Regions from separate parts of the Mus musculus genome. Here region 2 is linked to region 1. Evidence: chromatin loops called from intact Hi-C (ENCODE). Cell type or tissue: gastrocnemius. All regions are shown on one strand. Each heading gives the region's core, and the rest is flanking DNA. Links, peaks and the distances in the headings are about the cores only.

Region 1 (11,964 bases), core at 2,256-10,255:
ACTTTTGGTATCCATGTCCTCCTGTCTGCAGTCTGGCTGTTGTTCTTCCATTCTGTGGCTTCTCTCTGTGGCCCCTAGTAGGTGAGGTGACTCCCCACTTAGCTTGTAACTCTGTCCTCTATTGTCATCTGGGGGGCTGCCTTGACGGGTGGCTGTCTCCTTCCCTCCATGGAGAAAGGAGGTGTGTACTTGGAAAACAATGTATGTTTACATCTCTTTGCAAAGTCTTGTACATAGAGAGATATTTTTTAAGCGTGAATGTAACAACATACTGTGAATTCCATCTTGGTTACAAATGAGAATCCTTCAGTCAGTTGCCCGAATAAAATCAGTTCTGAAACTACCGTTTATGTGTGAGTACAGCCTCTCTCTCTACCTCAGTTGATCTGTCCCACGGCCTGTGCCTCCTTTGGAGGACCTGGTGTTCTGGGCTACATGAGCTTCTAGAGCTTCTATCAGGCTTAGGACCCTCATGTTCCTGACCTGACAGTAGCCATGAGTGGTCTTTCCTATCCAGGGTGGGACCAGCTGCCCACCCAACAAGCCGTCAGCTCACAACAGGAAAAAAGCACTACACACTCGGCTCCGAGGCTCACAAAGAGGCCTTTATTATCTAGTTCAAAGTAGACACTGTCACAATCTTATGTTACTCCTTTTACTAAAATAGTTCAAATCAATGCTTTTACCACACTATCAAAAGTTCTATTTTTTTTCTCTCTCCACAAATCAAAGTGGTTCGATAGAAGGTAGAAACGGCCGAAGTGCACAGGCTCCAGCTCTACACGGCCAGGGCAGGAGGGGCAGCTGCAGGTCTCACCACCAACTCCTATAGAAGACCGGCCCAGGGCAGAAACCAGGCACTCCAGCCCCTCCCAAAAGCAGCACGCTTTCCCCCACAGTATGAAAATAGACACCTCTGCCACTCTGCAGCCATGCATTTTGTTTCTTAAAAAAAAAAAAAAAAAAAAAAAAAAAAAGATCAGTAGTATGTATCTCACTTCCTCTCAAGTTTCAAGAAAGAAAAATGAAAGGTCACTTTGTCTTGAAACACTGGCGCGTGGCTGTTGATCGCAAATGAAGATGTGCTCAGCAGATTCTGACTCCGGGGAAGGCCAGGCCACCCTAGATGGGGCCAAGTGACCTGTCACAGTGGGGACGGGGGTGGAGCCAGCACAAGCATATTGTGAGCTTGGGGTGGAGAATCAGCACTGCAAAGGCTAAGGCTCCAGAAGGGAAGGGTCACGGAAGACCACCTGCCCTCCCTGGCCCCGGGCTCAACTGGGTTGCTGCTGGCCTCTCCTGTTAGGTTTGAGATATGACCCAGGCTGTCCTAGGGAAGCCAGCCTACTGCCGAGGGCTGGGGTATAGCTTGTCTCTCTCTGCCTGCACAAGGGCAGAGGAGCCTGTGAGAAATTCTCTTTAGATTCCCTGGATGCCCTGCAGCACTAGGGACAGGATCTTTCTTGTCTTCAGACTCCAAGAGCTCTTACTTATTGCTTATTTCAGAGGTGGCTGAACTGTCCTGATACAAATGTGACTGGGACTCTCTGACTTGGCTCCCACCTTGTGTGGGCCACATACCTCAACATTATTCTGCGGTTTCTTGGCTTCAAAGAACCAGGAAGGGTCTTGCCTGCCCAGCAGCCCACTTAGAAATACCCAGTACCAGCTGGGGCCGGCAGATGGAGTTGCAAGTTCTATCGATTGACCATCCAGCAGCTCCTAGAAAGAGCTTCCCAGTGCCACCAACAGCCGGAGCAGTAGGCCGGTCCCCTACAGCCCCTGCGCAACACTCCCTGGGCACACCGAGGGCCATGGGCCTTTCCCCTGAGAGTGTGGGACCCAAGGGTGTGGGCAGCAAAGGTGCTGGGTACCACCCAAGGTTACGGGGCCTGGGCTTGTTGGGGAGCAAGGATGTCACCCACCTTCTTGGCCTGTCCCCTCTGCTCACAGGGTTTGGGAGGGACCTGAGGCAAGGACAAGCTCTTTGGGCTTGCTGCATGGGGCTCTAAGTACCATTGCGTGAGGACAGCTGATGGGTGTGGATGTAAATACACGGAACTGGCGAAGCCAGCAGTGTGGCCAGGGCCTCCTACAGACAGCATCTGCATGGTTCACAAAAGCACCTCACTCTCCTCCAACCACACTAGAGAAAACTCCTGACAGCCATGTGCCGCCTTCCGGCTGAGGCGCGAGCAACGTTCACTGAAGCACGCATTTGACCCCCCCGCCCCCCCCCCGCCCCCGCCCACAGGTCCCTTGGAGGGAGGGGCTAAGGCTCAGATGTGACCTGTGAGGAGACAGCATGACAAACAGGCTGGCCTAGCATGTTCCCAGTAGGTTGCCACATGAGCTCTTCCACTGTGAGGACAGAGGTCCACAAAACTGGGGTGGTTTCTAGAGTGAGCAAGAGGCAGAAGGAACGGCTGGGGGCCCAGGGAAGCTGAGTGGCTGGCTGAAGGCCACACAGCAGATTAAAGCCAGAACCAGGCATGCCCCCATCCTTCCCAAGGAAACCTCATCAGGGGATCAGGGGTGGCTCCTTGTAGCACACGGGCGGGGGGGGGGGGGGGTGCTCCGTCACATTGACAGTGACCCTGGGCAATGGCCCAGTTCTACCTGCCCATTGAGAATGCTGAGCCTGGCTCAGACACTCTCCAGGACTTTCCTATGTTGCTGTAAACCAGAAAAGGAAGCCTGGCAGGAGAGACCTACAAAGTGGCTAAGCCTGGCATTGGTGAGGAGACGTCACTGAAGGAGTGAATACTAACGAGGAGAAGCTGGCTTCGGGGTGGCTGAGCACCGACCCCCAGGTGACAGGGAACCCTGAGCTCCCAGCCAGTCATGGACACACGGGACCCAGTGCTCTGTGACCCAGGGTCCTGGCTCTGGCAGGGTAGCAGAAAAGTGCCACCCGCGTCACGATTCAGGCTCCGGTGGCATCTGTCCAGTGTAAGGGACAGAGAGTTAGAATACTTGTTGAGGGACCTTCTACCAAGAGCAGGCTACCTCCCAGACAGTCCCTTGGCTTGGAGTCTCAGAGGCTTCTTGCTGACAGAACATGGAGCTCAAACGGGGAGCCAGGCTGCCTGGCCACTTGGCTGCAGCGAGCGGGCAAGCGAGCAGTGGCTTCTCGTCTTCCCAAGGTTTGCTGGTGAGGGAGGCAGGAGGTGGAGGCCTGGCTGTCAGCATCACACCAGGGCAGCCAGGGTAGGCCGTGTCCTATGTACAATTCACCACGGAGAAAGACGGTGGCTGGGCCGGAGTTTCTGCCAGGTCTAAGGCCTCAGACTCCAGGCAGGGCCAGTCCACGTCCACGGAGAAGCGGCCCTACAATGGCCCCTTGAACTGATTACCAGACAGGTGCTGCCGGATGGAGGGCTTGGTGCTGGCGGCGTCCCCCAGTTTCCTCCAGACCACCTGTGAGGAGGCGCACAGCATCAGTGAAAGGCTCGCCCCAAACCTACCCACTGGTCGCACCTACCTACCTACCGCCTTACCACCCTGTGAAATCACCCATGTCCTCAAAGCCTGGGAGCTGGAAGAGAAAGCTGAGGCTACCACAAGTTAGGAGAGGTGCTGAGACGTGGCCTTTGCCCACTGTCAAAGTCATGCTTGAGCCCCTGGGTGTGAACTCAGCCTTGAAGATGTCCAGTGGGGTCCACAGACTTGGGAGACAGCATGAGGTGCACCTCAGGGCACCCCACCCAACCTAAGCCCCACGACCAGACCCTGTAAACCCACTCTCCTGCAGGCACCTATGAGGGTCCAGTGGAGATGGCAAGAGGTAGAGAATATTCTACGTGCATGGCCAGAGGCCACCAGGGGGCACCAGTGAGCAAAGAAACCAGCGCTCAGGCTCTGTCCAGACAGAGTCCCAGGCCTGGCACCACCGGGGAGGGATAGATCTGGTCAGGGGCCTCGCTGAAGGGTGAGGCATGGTGGGTCTGATGAGGCAGAACTCCCAAAGCCAGTCATCCTCCCCAAGCCATAGCTAAGCCAGTGAGAAGCAGGTGGCCACATTCCCAGGGCCCAGGCCCAGCCCCAAGCCCAGCCCCAAGCCCCAAGCCCCAGCCCTAAGCCCAGCCTGGGAGGAAAGTGCCTCACGTTGCACATCTCTCGCACGATGGCCTTCTCCTTCTCGCTCAGGTCCTCCTCACAGCTGTCTTGAAGTTGCCGGTCAAGGTTCTCATGTACTTCCAGAACCTGAAGAGAAAAAGCAAACGGTCACGGGGAGGCCAGCAGAGAGCTACCAAGGGAACTGGAGAGGCTGGGCAGGGGTGTCAGGTGGGCTTGCTTCAGGCGCCAACAGAGGATGTGACCGACAGCCTGTGCCCATCCACGTTGGACACGGCAGTCACTGCCAGCTCCCTCTGTGACTGAGTGTCCCTGCACAAGGGTGGGTGAGGTCCATGGTATACACACAAAGGAAACGGGGAGAGCCCTGGTGCGTGGTTGAGCTCTAGACACCAGAGTCCTGAAGCCTGCACGCTTGTACCTAGAGGCATGAGGCTGGCCTGGACCTTCCATTCCAGAGTCACTCCCAACCTGGGCCTCTCTTTGGCCTGAGGGAAACACTTGCCCTCTGATACTGGGTCAGTTCCCTCAGCAGCAACGCCTCAGGCAGAGCACACAACTGACGAGCCCAAGACTACATTCAGCCCAAGTCCCAGGGGCTCCAGGCAACTCTGTGTCTCCAGACGCCAAGGGGAAGGGACACATCGTCTCCCAAACCCCCAGCTCAAGTGGCCCAAGCTTGGAGATAGCACCTGTGGGTCCCCCATCCTGTGCTCAGGAGGAGACAAATGGCACGTTTTACCTTCATGGCGTGCACGACAGCCTCGGGTTTCTGTCCTGCCGAACTGTAGACGGTGGACGGGGGTGAGGGCAGCTCGGGTACGGGGCAGGCTGGGCCCTGTAGAAAGAGCAGCACAGATGAGCCCCACACCCCAAACCTCACACCCCCCGTGTCTGGGTCCTGGACACCTGTCACTGGATGAACACCAGTTTGAGTTATGTGGAGCCAACACCCAGGTAGGAGGAGATAGGGGTCGGGGTGGGGAGTTGGAGGAGAAGAGGCAAGGGTAAGAGGCAAGGCTGAGAGGCGGGTATCCTAGGAGCTGCTATCTGCCTGGCTGGTCCCCATGCTTCCTGGCCATGCCACCTCTTCTGCAGATGACATGGTGGTGACTTGCAGAACAAAAGGAGGGGAGCGGGGAACACAAGAGCATGCATGTTGTTCTACAGGTGTAGCATGAGCGTCTTGTGGGAGCCAGAGATTCATGTCACTCAGCAGGCGGAGGGAGGCTCAACCCCACTGCCCAAGTCCAAAGCCCACCCAACCTATCCTAAGCCCTGCTCCTGTCCCTTGGCCCAGTCCTGGCCACCTGGGTGGTGAGTCAGCTACCGGCCACATGTTCAGGGTAAGAGCTGAAGACAGGCCGGGCTGGGCCAGGAGGGGACCCAGTCCTTCTGAAGCTGACTCCGCCTCCCGCCAGCTTCCCTTCCTCCTGATGACCATAAGCAAGGCTAAGGCTATAATCGGGCTATAATTATGGAACGCAGGACAATCAAGAAAACACCAAGAAGTGCTCCAGGAACGAGTAGGAGGGGGAGTGTCCTGTAGCCAGAGCTGTAACCTGGTGCCTGGGGATCAGCCTGAAGACAGAACTACTTACCCCCTCTGCAAGACCTGGGCCCTGGAGACCGCTCCCAGCAATCAAAGAAGCTGACCCAAGAAGGACTGAATCCTGTCCAGCTATGGCCACCATACAAGCCCAGTAGGGATTTTATGGTTGTCCTCAGTTAGGCCCAGGGCCTTCCACTGACAGCCTGTCTGCCAAGCCCGTTTCTCTCAGGCCATCTGGCAAGGAAGCTTACCAGGGTCTCACAGGCTGATGACAGCTGTGCTGGCATAGGCATGGAGCGATCTAGGAAAGCCAGAGTTGGGCATGGTCCCTTTCACTGGGACTTGATTCTGAGCCTTAGTTTCCTCCCTTCCTGTGTCACATGTCACGGGAAGCATGCAGAACACGGGAGAATGCCCAGAGAGTGTGTCTCTTAACTCCAGCCCAGGCTGCCTGTTTAGGACACGGGGGAGCCGGATGGGGAAAGGGAGTGGGTGGTGTCTTGCCTCCTGGTCTGCTGCCCGAGCTAGGCTGGTCTTGAGCAGAGGCCACACTTCCCCCACCGGCCAGCAGAGGGTGCCAGCCAAATGAATAAAGAGAGGTCTGGTCCTAAAATGTCCTGTGGTGCCCACACCCCTCCCCCTGCGTACTGCCACCCTGTCGTAGGGAAGACCCTATCCCCAGTTTGTCCTGATGGACCTGGCCTGCTTCCTCGTCTGTCCCAGTCTCTAAGGGACGGCTAGGGGCCCCTCCAGGAATCAGCCATGAGAGAAATGCAGGAGGCGAGTGGGTGGATTGCTATGCAGTCCGGCCCTCCGGGCTCAGATCGCCCCCAGGCAGCAGGTATCAGGGAGGACAGGGCCTGAGGCTCGGAAAAGGATAACGGCCATTGCTCAACTCTTAATGACTGGTTAGAGTGACTGAGGTATTGGGGTTAGCGTTGGGCTTAGCGTCACTCAGGCCCACGGAGTCCTCCCAATCACCAAGGCACCCGGGGCAAGTCAGTCCTGAGGGATTAAACAAACAAACCCATCCCACAGATGAGGGCAGTGTGCTTGCCCAAGTCAGCTGGTGGGCATGAGTCTAAGCCTGGAAAGACCAGCTTTTTCCAAGGTGCCTGTCCACGCCTTAACGCTCCTCCAGAGGCTGCACATACGCACCCACTGTTATCTGGGAACTTCCAACATTTGACATTTGACCTTGCTGCCCTATTGAACCCTGTGCACCTTAAGGAGACCGGCCCCGGGTATGGAGGAGACAGTAGCGGGCAGTGACAGCACTGAGGGTCAAGGTGACCAGCTGGGCCCACAGCCTTGACCTTTGAGCCTTTATCACCTGCGTGCAGTAGTAACTGCTAAGGCTGGTATCCTCCCCCACCCCCCACCCCCAGCTCTCTGCCTGTTGGCTCACTACCCTCAACTGACGACCTGAATGTCTTCAGTTCATAGCCCTCATGGAACGGAGCTATCCCCTGCTCTGCAGGCCCACAGTGACCGCTGACCTCCAGGCCCGTTTAGGTACTAATATGCCTTTGCCCATTAGGCCCTGCAATCTGCTGCAGCCCATAATGCTCACTTCCTCCCCCTAAGAGCAAAGCCACAGCCTCTCCTGGGGTGAGACACGTGCTCTCCCCTCATGGCCTCCACCATGAAACCTTCCAGGACATTCCCACATTCCGCTAGCCTTCACTGTTGAAGCTTGGGGGGTGTCCCCTAGGGGCTATAGGAAGTGGTCTGGGACCTGGCAGGCTGACCCGGAACCAGAACCAGCACTGCACTTGCCAGCATTTGAAAGCCCTCAGTTTACCACCCGGCAGGTTGTTTTCAGTGGCCTATGCCACCAGAATGGAGGAAAGCAGAATGGAGGGGATGGGAGGGGGGAGAGGGCAAAGCCTGGGGAACCAGCCCCTGGGTGGCACCCTTAGCTCTGGGAGCCCTTCACGGTGAAGCATCGTGACCAGGCATCATTCGGTCGCAGGGCTCCTGGACAGGTAGAGGAGGTAGCCAGGCTTTGGGAGAGAACGAGCCAAGGATGGTTGCCAGTCATGATGCATGAGCCATCTCATGCCAGCACTGTGGCCCACTAAGGCCACAGAAAGGCCATGGTCAGCCTTGCTGGCCATCATGGGAGGGGTGAGGGTGCAGAGCAGGGGAGGGACCCGCATACTTCGCAGGACGTCCCTCGAGGTGCCGCCCGCCGCACTGGTGTGAAATGTGTGAGCAGCCACAGGGACTCCCACAGGGGTGCTCTGTGAGCCTGAACTGGTGGAGGCTTGCTGTCTCACTGTCCCACAGGGCAGGTGACACCGGCATCCCACGACCCTCTCTCTGCTGGGTCGACAAACACGAACGGACGCGTGGTCACTTTCTGAGAGCTGACTCCTGCTTCCCATCCAAGGCAGGACAGAGCCCAGGTGAGCATGCGGCAGGTGACCCCGGAGGCCTGAGGGGGTCCTGAGACGCAGCCCATTAACTCCCGAGGCTTCATCCCTCAGCTCCAAAGCCTAAATCTCAGGCCAGCAGGCCTCCTCTCTCGGCTACAGAGTCACAAGCTGCACAGAATACGGTGCTCGCTCTGGCAGCCCCCTGCCATGGCTGTCAAATACTGCCCTGGAAGTCGAGAAATGTCACCTACCCAATGCTTTGCTTCTTACCTCCTCGCTGGGTCCCCATGAGGTACCCAGGGCCCCGTCCCAGGAGGATAGAGTAAGGAAGACCACTCAGGGCTGGCCATCCAAGCTTGGCTTTCACCCACAGACCACCCGCATGCCCTGGGCTGTAGCCAGCCTGTTCCGCCTCTGTCTCCTCTGGAGCTCAGGGCAATTCGGAAGGTCTGGACCAGGAGCAGTGGGGACCTTCGGTGGGGACACTTACGTTCTGTAGGACTTCTTGGTAGGAGGGCGGCAGGGATGCGAGCTGGGATTCCGAATGGTATGGGGAGAAGCCTTTCCGAAGGGTACGGAATTCTCCAGAGCCTGCCTGCTAGGAGGGGAAAGAAGCCAGTCGGATCCAGGGAGGGCTGAAGGGCCAAGGCCCCTAAGCCAAGACCCTGCCCTAGCCCAGGTGCTGTGCTTAGTAAGTGTGTCACCCTCTACACAGCCATCGGTCGGCTCAAGCACACCCTCCCGGGCAGGTGCTCACCTCTGTTCGAAGACTGCCTCTACTATCAGACAGAGAGAACCCCACCCAAAGCAGGCCTGGGCGGGTGTTCGTAATCCACAAGGACCAGTGCAAACCAGAGTGGGGAGGAAGGATGGACACACACATGCTGCCCTGAGGTGGCTCCCTTAGGAGAAAAAAAAATCCCTGTATGCCAGGCTAGTGACCTAAGACCAGAAGCCAGAGTCACTAAGGGTGGGCCAGGGAAACTGCGTGGTGGACAGGTGTGGCCCAGACTGTCCACCTTCAGGCCAACCAGCCCCACAGGAGACAGCCTTCCTCCCTAAGCCACTGATACTTCAAAGGGAAGGAGGAACCCACGAGGCAGATAAAAACTGCAGAGGAATGTCCATAAATCGGCAGGCTGCTGAGTTCCCCAGACAAAGCAGGAAGGAAAGAGGCCAGGCTGGCTGGCAGGAAGCGGGCAGCAGCCCTACGGAGGGCTTCCTCCTCCCTCCCAGCAGCCCCCTCACCCAGCCTGGAAGGGATCCCCACATTCCAGGGCTGGCCTCCTGCCAGTCACAGGGCCTTGGCCACCTGCAGGTAGAGACAGTGAAAGAGAGCTCAGACAGAAGACAGAGGTGCCGGACCACCAGACAAAGAGGTGGGGTAGTCACTCCACATCACTATACCACCCCCAACCTGTAGAGACCACAGAGTCCAACCAGAGAAGAAGTCTGCCAATGAGGCCACAGGGTATATATACAGGGGTCTGGTGTTCAAAGGCCAGGGGGCAGGTACAGAGGGCTGGGGTTGTTTTCTCAGCCTCAGGTATGACCCAGACTCACACCCGAGACTCTTGGGTACCCAGAAGCCTCCTGAGGTAACTCCACATGACTCTCACACTAGGCACAACCCCAGCCAGCATCATCTGCCAAGAGATTCCCAAGAGACCTCGTGAATGGCCTTAGCCATCAAGTGGGGCTGTGGTAGGCCACTGCGAGGCGTTAAAGGCCACAGAAAAATCAGCCCTCCCTGACACAAGGACCGGATTGAGTGGGTGCCCTAGGACCGGGTCTCAAGGACAGAGACTGTCCCCAAATGTCCCCAGTACTTCTTAAGTCTACCATGAGGGACCCTTTCCTCAGCCACCGTGCTTCCCTGAGGGGTCACCCAAGCCCCACTCAAAACCCTAAACTAAATCACTCTCAGCTCTCTGTCACCACGAAATAGTTTTCAGCAGAGAGCACCATCTAAATTCTAATGAGCTCTTAACGTCCACACATAAACATGTCTATCAGTCCTCATGGGACCTTGCCTACCAATGCTGTTGTATGGGGACACGAAGACGTCCCTGCCACCTTGCTGTGACTGGTGGACAAAGTGAAGACACCAGAGGCCGGTTATCAGCCCAGCAGAGAATGTGTTGTGATATCCCATTTGGCCACAGGACCGGGAGTGCCAACAGATTGCTGCCTGGTCTGTTTCCCGCCAGCCTGCGACCAAGAAGGCAGGACCTGTCCTGTCCTGTCCTGTCCTCACCCCCACACAGGATTATGTTTGGGCTAGGCTCCCTTCCCACAGAATCTCTGGCCCTCAATCAGACAGGCTCTGAACTGAAAACACTGTAGTATGTGCTAAGGCCCCCTCCCATCCCACCCACACCCCTCCACAGAGTCCTGGGTAATTTCCTCGGGGGGGGGGGGGGTCCCAATTAGCTGCATGCAACTCCTCACCCATACACTTCGAGTGAGCATCTAAAAATGTTTGTGTGTGCACAGGACTTTATTAGCAAGCCACAGAGGCAGGCAGGGGGAAACGCACATAATCTCTCATTAAGGGGCAATGTGACTAATGACGCATCAAATGAGTAACCACCGCCAGCCACGCTTAAAGCCAAATTAAAAAGGCTGCAAGTTGCTGCCTAGAGCTCTGGGCAGAGCAGAATTCCTGGGGTTGGTGGGGGTGGGGAGTACTGCAGACCCCTTGAAGGGCAGGGCATTTGTCAGTGTAGAGCAAACGGCCTTACAGGAAGTCCATCTGCCCTGACATCCTGAGGGGAAGGTGGGGTCTCCTTCGGCCTGTTCCGGGCTGGCACAAGACTTCCAGGTCCCTGCAGCTGTGGTAACTAACCCTGCATTCCTCTCTCTTGTCTGAGCGTACAAGGACACACCTCTTCTGCCCACTCCTACGGTTTCTGAGGGGCAGCACGAGGACTCTGAACTAGGAGCGAGGAGACCCAGGAAGCTGCGGGGTCACTTGCCCTGGGACCTCAGAGTCCAGCTTCTACCCAAGGCCAACATCTGATGCCACCCCTCCTTAGTGCCTAGTCCGACCTTGGTATGTGACCTTTGGCTACTCCGCTGATACTGCCGGACTCCACTGCCTTCCTATTTCCAGGAATTTTTGCATGTGGAGCCTTCGGGGAGGAGGAACCCCATGCTGGAGAAGCCCAGGCAAGCACTGTCAGAGGGCGGGTACCAAAGGAGGCTGCTCTTCAGTGCCCATGGCCCACCCACCTGAGATTCCTTGCTGGGGAAGGCGGATGACCAGAGGCTGTGCCAGGGACCCCTTCTTGGACTATGCTGAAGGGAGCACACCTCACATCTCCCTGCTCCAGGAGAACTTCATTCCCTAAAATGTGCCATCCGTAGGGAGCCCTCACGTGTTTATGAGGCACAACACCATGCCCCACGCGTGGAGGCCTCACACGTGGATGCCGCCAGGCCTGGGGTGGAACGTGCCCTGCCTGATGGGGCCACTCAGAGCAGAAGGCCCAGAGCCCCGTGCTGACTCAGGACTGACCAGAAAAAGGACTACAGGACTACCAAGGGCCCAGAGGTGGACTTGCTCCTGGCTGCTGGCGCTACCAGTGTGGGGAGGTGGGCTTTTCACAGGGCATGGGGGCCTCTGCCAACTCTTCCTTCCCTGGCAGCGTCCAGGCCACTCAACACATACAGTACAAACTTGCAAGTCTGTGGCATCACACAGTGATGCACGGCCAGAAGCTAGGATGGCTTGGACCCCAGAGTTCCTGGGAAGCCTGCTCACTTTTCTGTAGCCTGCTTCTATCTCGGGAGTTGGGGAAGCCCACTGCTGCAGGCATTGTTACTGCCCCCCACCATGGATCTGTAGAAACGTGAGGGGGCAGGGCCGCCTCCCGGGTCTGATGACCTGCCTCTATCATCTTTGACCATAAGGAGGAAGGGCCGCTCACCCACGTGTAATCAATGGCCCAG
Region 2 (11,964 bases), core at 1,615-9,614, 83 kb after region 1:
GGGGAGCAATCAGGAACATGCGTTTGTCAGAAGGCAACTTGCCGAATGGCGCACGCCTTTAATCCCAGCACTCGGGAGGCAGAGGCAGGCAGATTTCTGAGTTCGAGGCCAGCCTGGTCTACAGAGTGAGTTCCAGGAGAGCCAGGGCTACACAGAGAAACCCTGTCTTGAACAACCAAAAAAAAAAAAAAAAAAGCTTGCCGAATTGGTTCTCTCCTACCATGTGAGTTAGAAGGATGGAGCTCGGATGGTCAGCCTAGGCAGCAAACGCCTATACTCACTCTTAGGAGCTTTGTGTGGCCCAGGACACAAGCCTAGTCTCCAGAGGTCCACCCTTTAAAGATAATTTGGAAAGGTGGGGAAAGCCTTAGTATCTGGATCCAACTCTTCTTCCGATTCGATGCCTTTGAAATGGAATGTAGCCACTGGGCCTTGCCTTCTGCCACCCCCTCAGGCTGCCTGACTGAAATGGGCAGAGATCCCAGGCCTTAGCCTCCTGCTCCAGGTTGCTCTGCAAACTGTGGCCTCCTCTAAATGCCCAGAGTTCCCATCTCACCAGGAGGGCAGCATGGAAAGCCTGCTTCCCTCCCTCCCTCCCGATGAGATGATGATGGCTGCCTTGTCTCTCCTCCCGCTTGCAGTGCGCCCGCTGCCCTTCGTCCCCACCCGCTGGCCCGATGGCAAGGCGCTGGTCCACAAAGTTCTTCCTGGTGTCTTAACTTGTCAGGCTCCTAAACTGTGGTCAACAGTGTACTACTGCATTGGCCCTGCTAGTTTGCCCACCTGCCTGGTCAACTTTCTATTCCAGGGTCCTGGGTGCACCTCCCCACCCCCAAACCCACCCCAGAGCTCAGTCATCACTCTCCATCAGTCATCGGGCTCTTTAAACAGTCACTGTACTGTTTAAAGAGCCCAAAGTCCAGATCAGCCAGACTCCAGCAAGCAAATCCCACCTCCAACACTCAGTTTCCTCTTTTATAAAATGAAGATCATGGCCGCCATAAAGGTGGTGGCCCTGATCACACTGGGCCTGTGCATAAAGTGCTCAACACGCTGAGCGAATGATTTAAATAATAATAATCACTGGGTTAAGAGCACTGACTGCTCTTCCGGAGGTCCTGAGTTCAATTCCCAGCAACCACTTGGTGACTCTCAACCATCTGTAATGGGATTGGATGCCCTCTTCTGGTGTGTCTGAAGAGTGCGTCAGTATAACTCACATACATAAAATAATTCTTTAAAAATAACTCAGGGGGCTGGTGAGATGGCTCAGTGGGTAAGAGCACCCGACTGCTCTTCCGAAGGTCCGGAGTTCAAATCCCAGCAACCACATGGTGGCTCACAACCATCCGTAACGAGATCTGACGCCCTCTTCTGGAGTGTCTGAAGACAGCTACAGTGTACTTACATATAATGAATAAATAAATCTTAAAAAATAAAAAAAAATAAAAATAACTCAGAAAACATCAGTGAGAACAATGATTCAGTGGCACTTGTTAAAGCACTGGGAGGAAGGATTTTTATCCAGGGCTATCACAACGGGGACACAGGGACTGCTGCCAGCCCTGACAACGACGGGGAAAGACAGCCAATAGGACTGTAGGGAGGCAGAAGGTGGGTGGGAAATTACCAGGAAGAACTTGCTGGGGGCCAGGCAGATTGGGCAAACCAACTTAAGGGGATTGTTGCCCAAGACACCCACTGGGGGTTGTGCACAGATATAGAGGTCGGAGTCAGGGCTCCTGCTGAACTGACTACACATTCTTTGCTAAAGATTTGATTTCATAAGCAGTGCCCAAATGAACCTAGGTCCCCACGGCCCACAACGCTGCCCTCGGGTTGACAGTCTAGCTGGGAGCTAAGGAAGAGCCTTGAAATGATCCGCTGTGGGAACGGCATTGGAGCGGGTATGATTCAAACTGAGGAGCTAGGAGAGCTTTGAGAAGAGGTGCGGGGCGCAGAGCCAGAAGGGGCAGCCAGGGATGGTAGGCAAGGAAGCCAAGCATAGATCCCCGCCGCCGCCTTGCCAGCCTGGCCTTTATCATTTTAACGATGGCGTGATTTAGTGGGCATGTGAGCCGCCTCGGGCAGCCTCCCCACTCTGCAGCACTTCTTTGGGCTCCCATTACCCTTTAAGGTAGGCTCAGAGGGAGCCGCAAGTCCTCATGGGCTGAGTCCAAGGGAGTCATTGCCTCTCCCCGATTTGAGATTCTGAAATGAGCTCAGCCCATTTGGGTTGAATTTGGGTGACTTTTGGGGAGAACGCAAATGAGCTGAGCTGAGCCGCACTAGGGTGGGGAGGAAGGGTGGGGGTACAGGAGTGCACCAGGCGGTGGGCACCCCTCCCTGGGGCTTCTGTCCCTAAGGTTTGCCTACAGAGAGATATTTTTTTCCCCAGCCTGGCCCAAACCACTCCCCAGAATTCTGTTTTCTTATTTAAGACAGGACCTCACTATGTAGACCCAGCAGGCCTAGGACTCAAAGAGATCCTTCTGTCTCTGCCTCCTGAGTGCTAGGATTAAAGGTGCAAGCCATCACACCTGTCTGCTCCCCAGAATTCTAAAAGCGGTGGCCCTACTAAACACAAGGGTCTCTGTGTTAGATGTAAAAATATATATTTTAACAAGGACTGGGGCCTGAACCCAGGGCCCCACCCATATGTACTACCACTAAGCTACAGCCCTAACCCTATCACTTAAAACACCAGAGTCAGCTGTAGCCCAGGCTAGTCTCCATCTCTATAATAACCACCAATGTGTGAGAGGCTGACCTTAGTCAGCCTCCATTTCCCAGCCGCTGGGATTATAGGCATGCGTCGTCATGCCTGGTCCAAAGCTGTAAATATTTTGAAAAACTAAAGTGTAAATGTTTTGTCTGGGGAAAGAAGCCTTTTGCTTTCTTGCTGAGGGGAGTGTATTGGAACCCAGCCTCTCACACAGTCTCTCATACAGGCTTCCATCCCCCAGGCAGCCTGACTGGGGTGGGAGCCCTCCAGCCCTCCAGGTGAGAGTGCAAAGGGCAGAGGTTGCCAAGTGCTGGGCAAAGTCAAGCCTTGGACCAAAGCTGCCTCTTCGCCCCCTCTCAGCCCTGGCCCCCAGCCATTCCTCTATGGCTAGTGGCTCCCTGGAATCCACCCTGACAGAATACAAGGTGTCTTGGGACATTGGGACTCAGCTTGTCACCTCTATGTGGCTTGAGCGACCGCTCCACGCCTCTTATTTCTGGTCTCTGTAGCCAGTGACATCTATCTACCCCTAGGTTGCCATGGGGAAAGATATGAATATGTGAAGGCTGAGAGCCAGTACCTAGGCCAAACCTGACTCGGGAACAATGTCTTCTCCTTAACCACGCCTAGGCATTGACAGCCTCTGTTCCCCCCCTCCGAGTGGCGCCCCTGCCTGTTACCAGCAGTAGAGCCAGCTCCCTCTTCCCTGTCTTCCCCAGCCGAGATCTGGATGGAGAAGTCAGGCAGTGGGAGGAGGTTTGTGCACTGGTGTCTCTTGCAAGCCCAGGCTCTTCTCACCCTTCTCCACCTCAGCCCCTCAGCTCACCCACTCAGAGGCCAAATCCAGAATTTCTATATGAACCTCTGACCTGTGCCCCTCTCTCAAGCCAAAAGCCTGTACCAGGGCCAGGTATGGCGACACACACCTTTAATCCCAGCACTCAGGAAGCAGAGGCAGGAGGGTTTCTGTGAGTCTGAGGTCATTCTGGTCTACAGAGCAAGTCCCAGGATGGCCAGAGCTACACAGAGAAACCCTGTCCTAAAGGAGCAGATAAAAACAAAACCCAAAGCATATACTGTTCAGTCACCCCAGCTCTAAAGTGAGTGTCTATTGTATTCCATCTTGATGGGGAGCCATCTAAGAGGTAATGAGCATCTGACCTGCTGTAAATGGCAGAGTGCCTAAGGAGGAAATGGGTCAGCCACTGGCCCTCACTAAGTCCGGGGGAAAGGACAACACCTGTCTGCCTGGGATGAGCAAGCAAGGTGTGGTCTCAGGAACCTGTAATTGCAAGTTCCTTGGGGCTGCTAGGTGGAATCACCAGGAACGCACACCAGCCAGCTGTGCTGTGAAGCCGCCTTCTTGGGCAACAGCTGGGGCCCATCCTGGACTCTGTTCTAGGCTCTGTCCATCAAGGCTGGGCTGTCTGGCCCTCTGCCTTCCTGCGGCCTCTCTGCTACCTCGATTCACTTTGTAGATAGGAAAGCTGAGGGACATCGAGGTGATGACACTGGTTTAAAGTATGTGGCTCATGGGTGGCTGGGACATTGTCTTTGTTTCCTGTTGCTGTGATTATATATGTGTGTGTGTATATATACATATAAACATATACACATATATACATGCGTATATATGTATACATATATGCACATACATCCACATCCACACATACAGGCTGGGGAGCTGGTTTAGTGGGTAGAAGCACTTGCCATGAAATTCGGACAACCCGAGTTTGACTTCTCAGAGACTGCATAAAAGCCAGACAGTTGTGCAAGAGTGTGTGATCCCAGAAATGCAAGGCAGAGGCAGGAGAACCTTAGGAGCTCACTGCCAGTTAGCTTGGCTGATACTGCCCCAAACAAAATAGAAAGGTGAGAACCAGAACCCAGAGGTGTTGCACTGTGGCCCACAGATATCCATGGCAACAGAGAGACAGAGACTGTGCCCAAAGCCTAGGCTTACTGCTTACTCTTCCTGTGCCTCTGGGCCAGTGGCTTCTGTTACTTCGATTCATACTATAAAACTCACAAGTTGAGGCCGTGCCTGGCCCAAGACAGGGCTCGGTACCATCTGTTACCCCTGTGAGGATAACCAGGGGGCACTGTCTGTCCTTCCTGATGCTGGAGGAAAAACAGATTATAGAGAAATGATCACTGACCAAATCGGCAACTGATTTGGCCCCGTGGGGATGGTTGACCTCAGGGTGTTAAGTGTGTGGCTGTTGTGACTACGCAGCCCTGAGGCCCCACATGTATTTGCTGAGGGCTGATCAAGCCAGCATGGCTGAGAGGGCACAGGCTTCCTGGTCCCCAGGTCCCAGAGGCCACAACAGAGCCTGCCAAGCGAGCTCCCTCTTCGCTGTTCCTGCAGGAATTCTCCTGCTTCATCTTCTTCTGGTCTCTCCTCCCAGCTCCCACTACAGGAGAGAGATGGAGGCCTCCCAAGACTCACCCCAGGCTTCTGGGACACTGTCCTGCCAACTGTCTTTTCTCTGGACCTGGGGGTCAAACCCCAACCTCTGAATTAGGGAATGCAGTAGCTGCAACAGCCAAGGGCTGATCCCTCGAGCTCCCAACAGGACAGGAGCCTAAGGTGGCTGTGGAATTGGGGACAGACGGGGCCAAGGTCGTCGTCCTGTTGTGGTCACAATTCTGGGTCCTGATCACTCAGCAGTGGCCACACGTTCTCTGTTTCTTGCCCCTTCCCCGCAGGATCCCCATGCCTAGGTGACAAACACCTGACCTTCCAGTTCAGAAGTACCTATCCTTGGCTCCTTTGGTCACAGGTACAGGGCTCGACTCCGACTCCGGCTTACTTTCTAGAGCAGGACAAACGGGGTCCTCCAAGCGCACCTGGGCAGAGGCAGCAGCTGGGGAAAGTGCAAGTCCAGTTAGGGCTCAACTGACAGGAAGTGGGCATGGCAGAGTCAAGCTGGGCTTTGGGAAGGAAACAGAAAGAAGGGCACCCTCAGGGAGACAGGCTGCCCCCTAATTCTGTAGGCAGAGTCCAGGGGCTGCCAGATGGGGAAGTCCTGGAAGAAGGATGAGCAGTTCGGAGAACATGAGAGGCAGCTGTGATTGGCCGGATGACATGAGGGGCAGCTGTGATTGGCCGGATGACATGAGGGGCAGCTGTGATTGGCCGGATGACATGAAGGGGCAGCTGTGATTGGCTGCATGACAAGCTCGGGTGAACTGAGGCTTAGGAGATGGCAGGCCTGCATAGTCTCGCAGGGAGAGTTGCATAGGTAGGCAGGGCTGTGCAGGCCCCAGGTATCGAGGACATGGGACGGGATTGGATGGGATGGGATGTGACAGGGAGGCGGTACATGGATTTGTATGGGGACAGCCTTCTCTACCAAGTGAGAACAACTACAAAAACTATGAAGAGCAACAATTTTTCTCTTCAGGAGTGCTGAGTGGGAGAGCATCTGGCCCCAGCTTCTTGGCTCCAAACTTCTGGACTCCCCTCTGCCTCCTGAGTGCCATTTCTAAGGCTGCAGTATCTCACCGGGTCCCCTTTGACTTCCCTCCCCTTCGAGCCTTAGTCTCCCTGCAATGTGATGGCGCTCACATACTTGCCCGACTACTGTGGAGGATGGCGGGAGGAGACAGGCACTTCTAAAATGCAGGTGCGTGTGTGCATTCTCTTTCTCCTCTCTATCTCGGTCACCTTTGAACTGTGGCTTAGCTACAAGCAAGAGCAGGTGACACTAAGGAGCCCCCTAGTGGTCCGAGGAGTTGCTGCAGCCAGCTGTCCAGGCTTGCTCCCTTCTTATTCACTGCAGAGGACTTTTCTATTTCACACTGACAGGCCACCTAGCATTTGTTGTTCTGTGAAATGAGCAGGAATCAGAACATAATAAATCATATAGATAGGAATCTTTTGATGTGAGGCCCTGAGACAGACTCTACACAATCCTGGCTGTTCTGGAACTCCCTCTGTAGACCAGGCTAGCCTCGATCTCACTGACATCTGCCTGCCTCTGCCTCCAGAGTGCTCGGATTAAAGGCGTGCGCCTCCACTACACCCGGCTTGCTCCAGGCTTTGAACCTGAACATTTCTGCTCGCACTGGCGTTGTAGAGCTTCCCGTCCATCGCCACAATCTACAACAAACCTTTGTGAGAGACCCTGAGTTTGTGGTCTGATTTCTTCAGTTTTTTTGTTTGTTTGGTTTTGGTTTTTGGTTTTTCGAGACAGGGTTTCTCTGTGTAGCCCTGTCTGTCCTGGAACTCACTTTGTAGACCAGGCTGGCCTCGAACTCAGAAATCTGCCTGCCTCTGCCTCCTAAGTGCTGGGATTAAATACATGCGCCACCACGCCCCGCATTTTTTCAGTCTTAATGTGGGGTTCCTAAACCCACACTGTGACCATATGCACATACATATACCTTTTCATTTCTGTGTGAGCCAGGAGAGGAGGTAGAGAGAAGCCCCTACCAGGGACCTTGGCTCCACTCTGGGACTGTGACTTACCCTGCCTGGGAAAGTCTGGCCAAGCAGTTGGTAAGCATGCCTGCTGTACTTACATGAGGGACCGACTGATTGCCTCCCAGGGTGACAGGGACACACAGAAGAAAGATCACTTCTCCAGCAGCCTCTGCTGGAACGTGGCTACATCCAGACTAGGGTCTTCCAGGGCAGATTTGCTGTGACTTAAAGGTAGGCCAGGGACAGGTGCACCAGCCCACACCAGGCAGCTGGAGGAAGGCTCCTAGAGGAGCCTGTGGGGACACCATGGGGATCTGTGATGCCTGAGAAATCCTGCTTGTACAGCACCTTGCCCCCAGGGAGCTCAGAGCCACGCACCACAGCCAGTGAGGGTGCAGGCCTTTGCAGCTGGGACCTGCAGAAACGAGGAAAGGCTAAGCTGAGTCGTGGGTCCCTGGAACACACAGAAGGGTACAGTTGGCATTTGGGATGTCTTAAAGGTCTTATACCGCGTATTATAGGCAGCTGAGAGGAGGCGCTGACCACTTCCCACACCTGGGCTGGTTAGGAAGGGAGCTGCTCCCGAGGGCCTGTTCTCTACACGAGGCCACCATCCCTGTGGAACAGAAAAGCCACCTCAGCATTCCTGTTAGCAGAATGGTAGCCAGAACACAGCTCTGACTCCCAGGTGTGTGAGTTTCTCAGAGCTTTGAATCTAGCGCTCTGATATCTTGGCTGGCATTTCCTGCCCACTCACCATTCAGAACAGGCTTAGGCAGCCCTGGTATGTGACAGGAACACAGGCTTTAGAGTTAAGGCAGGGCCTCACAAGGAGGGGTGTGTGTACCATGCCAGAGAGCCTGGCAGAACGCAAGTGATGCTGCCCCCCCTTCCCAGGGCTATGGGGTGAGGAGAGGAGGTGTGGCCAGCCTTCCCCACAGGCATGTGTGGCAAAGCTCCAGGCAGAGGTCCCAGGGGGTCTGAGTGTGCCAGTGTGAGGTGCCAGCATGAGTCCTCCAGGACCTCTCAGCAGCCAGAGCTCTTGCATGCACAAGCCTCGGCAGAGCTGGGGATGGAGGTGCCAGCATGGAGCAGAGCTCTCCCCACTCCGCCCAGGGTGGCACTGCTGCCCTCCTGGCAGAGGCTGCTATTGAGACTGAAGCCAGAAGACTTGTTAACTACCTACCTAACCTACCTGCTACCTACCTACCTGTTAACTACCTACACAGGGAAAAACAAGCCTCACCGAAGCAAATACATAAATGAATGGCTTCAAGACTTCTCAGAGCCTTTAGTGGACCACATCATTTCTTAAATGTCTAGGAGGGCTTGGTATGGGATGATCCCTATGCCACCTCTGATTGTTTGAATATTCTTGGCCCAGGGAGTGGCACTATAAGAAGGTGTGACCTTGTTGGAGGAAGTGTGTCACTGTGTGGGTGGGCTTTGAGACCCTCCCGCTAGCTGCCTAGAAGACAGTAGTCTTCTCCTGTTTGCCTTCTGAACAAGATGTAGAACTCTCAGCTCCTTTTCCAGTGTCTGCCTGGATACTGCCATACTTCCCACCATGACAATAATGGACTGAACCTCTAAACCTGTAAGCCAGCACCAATGAAATGTCGTCCTTTATAAGAGTTGCCTTAGAGCCAGGCGTGGTGGCGCACGCCTTTAATCTCAGCACTCGGGAAGCAGAGGCAGGCAGATTTCTGAGTTCGAGGCCAGCCTGGTCTACAAAGTGAGTGCCAGGACAGCCAGGGCTACACAGAGAAACCCTGTCTCAAAAAACCAAAAAAAAAAAAAAAAAAAAAGAGTTGCCTTAGGGGCTGGAGAGATGGCTCAGCGGTTAAAAGCACTGACTACTCTTCCAGAGGTCCTGATTTCAATTCCCAGCAACCACGTGGTGGCTCACAGTCATCTGTAATAGGATCAGATGCCCTCTTCTGGTGTGTTTGAAGACAGCAACAGTGTACTCACATAAAATAAATAAGTAGATCTAAAACAAAACAAAACAACCCCCAAAAAGTGCTGCCTTGGTCGTCTTCATAGCAGCAGAACAGAAACCCTAAGGCATCACCATTGGTGGGGGTTTGAATGAAAATGGTCCCCTTAGATGCATAGGGAGTAGCATTGTTGGAAGTGTGGCTGTGATGGTTTGTATATGCTTGGCCCAGGGAGTGGCACTATCAGGAGGTGTGGCCCTGTTGGAGTAGGTGTGACGCTATGGGCATGGGCCTTAAGATTCTCACCATAGCTGCCTGAAAGCCAGGATTCTGCTAGCAGCCTTCAGATGAAGATGTAGAACTCTCAGCTCCTGTTGCACCATGCCTGCCTGGATGCTGCCATGTTCCCACCTCGATGATAGTGGACTGAACCTCTGAACCTGTAAGCCGGCCCCAATGAAATGTTGTCCTTATGAGACTTGCCTTGGTCATGCTATCTGTTCACAGCAGTAAAACTCTAACTATGACCGTGGCCTTGCTGGAGGAAGTGTGTCATTGAGGGTGGGCTTTGAAGTTTCAGAAGCTCAAGCCAAGCCCGGTGTCCCTCTCTTCTTGCTGCCTGTGTATCCAGATGTAGAGCTCTAGGCTCCTCCAGCACCAAGTCTGCCTGCATGCCACCATGCTTCCTATCGTGATGATAGACTAAACCTCTGAAACTGTAAACCTTTTTCTTATTAAAAATTGCCATGGTGATGGTGTCTAGTCACAGCAATAGAAACCCTAACTGAGACACTACCTGACCACAGCACACTTAAGCAACCCCAGCTCTGGTGGTCCCTGGACTCCGCCCACACCTGCAGTTTCTGCAGCTCTGAAGGCTGGAGGAACAGCCAGAGGCAATCAAGGCCCTGGAGTCAGCCCATCCCTGAAAAGCAGCCCGAGCAAGGATGCTGCGTGTGTTCCTGGCTAGCCTGGCCACCTCACCCAAAGTCAGGGGTCCACAGGCATGCATTGGCCAGCTAAGTCACAGACTGAGTAAATCCCTGGGGCTCCAAGGGCACCAGGAAGGGTGAAGCCTGGCTGCTGGAGGCAGATGGGAAGACAGGAGGGATCCGACAGGTCAGGGCAGAGGTATGAGAGGTGGTGCTGAGGATGGGAGAGAAGGGGATCCAAGAGAAGACAACCCAGAGACTCCAGCAGGGCAACTCAAAGGAAAATGAGCCGTGAGTGAGGCTGAGTTATGTTCCCGGGGCGTTGAGCATCTCTTTCTCTGGGCCTCAGTTTCCCTACCCAGGCCACAAAGGATAGACAGACGTCGGCTCTGAGAACATCTGATAGGCTCTGTGGTGACTGGCAGAGGAGTCTGACTCAGCGTCAGAAGATCAGAGTTCTGGCAGCTCCCAACCACTTGGAACTCCAGCCCCAGGGGAATCTGATGCCACCTTGTGGCTTCAGTGGGCAGTGCACACACAGAGACACATTAAAAATAAATAAATAAATAAATAAATAAATAAATAAATAAATAAATAAATAAAAGAGCCAGACTCCCCCTCCTCCTCCATCTTCCCTAATCTACATCCCCCCAACCCCATTCATTTTCTCTTCTACAATCCCATCATTCAGGAGACAGAGACTTGACTTTGAGGCAAACCAGGACAGCCAGGGCCACCCAGAGAAACCTGCTCAAAACAAAACAAAAAAAGAAACAGAGAAACAAGGTCTCATGCAGCCTAGGCTGGCCTCACCCTTGCCCTGCAAATGAGGATGCTCTTGAGTTTCTTGTCTCCCGCCTCCACCTCCTGAGTGCTGGGATATATTCCCACCATACCTAGTTTATGCAGCACGGGGATCAAATCCAGGACTGTGTGAGAGATAACCCACACTCCACCAACTGAGCCACATCCCCAGTCTGACTCCCCCACTTTCTGATCCCACTGAGACTCCGCGCCCAAGCTCCTTCATCTCCATCTCCACGTGTTGGGGAATCAATCACAGTGGTGAAGATGAAGGGAATGGCTTCATGTGGGGTACAGTAAGATATTCCAGAGAGTCCCCTGCTCACCGTGAGATCTGCAAAGCACCACACCAAGACTGTCACTGTCACCTGTCTCTGCAGCTCTGCTTTTTTTTTGTTTTTGTTTTGTTTTCCTTTCCCCTCCAGAAAGGGTTTCTCCGCATATCCCTGGCTGTCCTACAACTAGCTATGTAGACCAGGCTGGCCTCAAACTCACAGATCTGCCCACCTCTGCATCCCGAGTGCTGGAATTAAAGGTGTGCACCACCACTGCCTCGCTTAGAATGTCATGCTTTGAGGAGAGGGCAGCAGGCAGGGCTGTAAGAGGGGTCAGGGGGTGGGGCATTTGGGCTGGTTTCCTACAGCACTGACCCTGTAACCCAACAGAGATCTAAGGGGCAGGGAGAGCCAGTGTGTTGTCCTCAATGGTGCAGAGGATCCTGAGCACTGCTGACTGGAGGGGCCAACACTGTATGCACTGGAGGGCTGTATCATGAGAAGTATAAGAGGAAGCCAGGTGATGTGTCTGTTCTCATGGCATCTTGCATGGCCGCACTCTGGAGAATCCTCTGAGGGGCAGAACATGTGGTCATGACGCTAATGGTCGGGTGTGGGACAGCCAGTGGGTTGTTGACAGATTCTGTTATTTGAGCATGTTCTCTGTGCCAGGCTGTTTTCTAGGAAATCTTCATTTATTATTCTCATGTATGAGCAAGCCCGGGCTCAGAGAAAGTAAGCAGGTTGTCTTAGGGTTTTACTGCTGTGAAGAGACACCATGACCAAGGCAACTCTTATAAAGGACAACATTTAATTGGGGCTGGCTTACAGGTTCAGAGGTTCAGTCCATTATCAT

What was found. A loop is a pair of places that touch in the nucleus more often than their neighbours do. Peaks named below come from ENCODE experiments on the same cell type or tissue, not always from the same donor. Only the 100,000 strongest peaks of a DNase experiment are listed, where the experiment ranks them.
Region 2: it touches region 1 in a loop (4-fold over the local background); 35 of 42 quality-filtered maps call a loop at or near these places.

The regions. Positions count from the first base shown.
Region 1 is chr12:108,203,015-108,214,978 of GRCm38, forward strand. Ccdc85c (coiled-coil domain containing 85C) reads right to left here. Exons shown (of 6, transcript NM_001159910.2): 3 at 8,501-8,608; 4 at 4,820-4,915; 5 at 4,108-4,206; 6 at 586-3,420. The coding sequence ends at 3,331. Ccnk (cyclin K) reads left to right here. Exons shown (of 12, transcript NM_009832.2): 12 at 1-345. Among named protein-coding and RNA genes, the nearest start is that of Ccnk, 29 kb to the left of the region's middle. In gastrocnemius, for the core only: CTCF peaks have their summits at 3,817 (motif pointing right) and 6,197 (motif pointing right); DNase peaks (open chromatin) are centred at 3,833, 5,884, 6,192 and 9,282; H3K27ac peaks cover 606 bases.
Region 2 is chr12:108,286,738-108,298,701 of GRCm38, forward strand. No RefSeq gene overlaps it. Among named protein-coding and RNA genes, the nearest start is that of Hhipl1, 14 kb to the right of the region's middle. In gastrocnemius, for the core only: a CTCF peak has its summit at 9,139 (motif pointing left); DNase peaks (open chromatin) are centred at 1,619, 1,966, 5,860, 6,451 and 1 more place.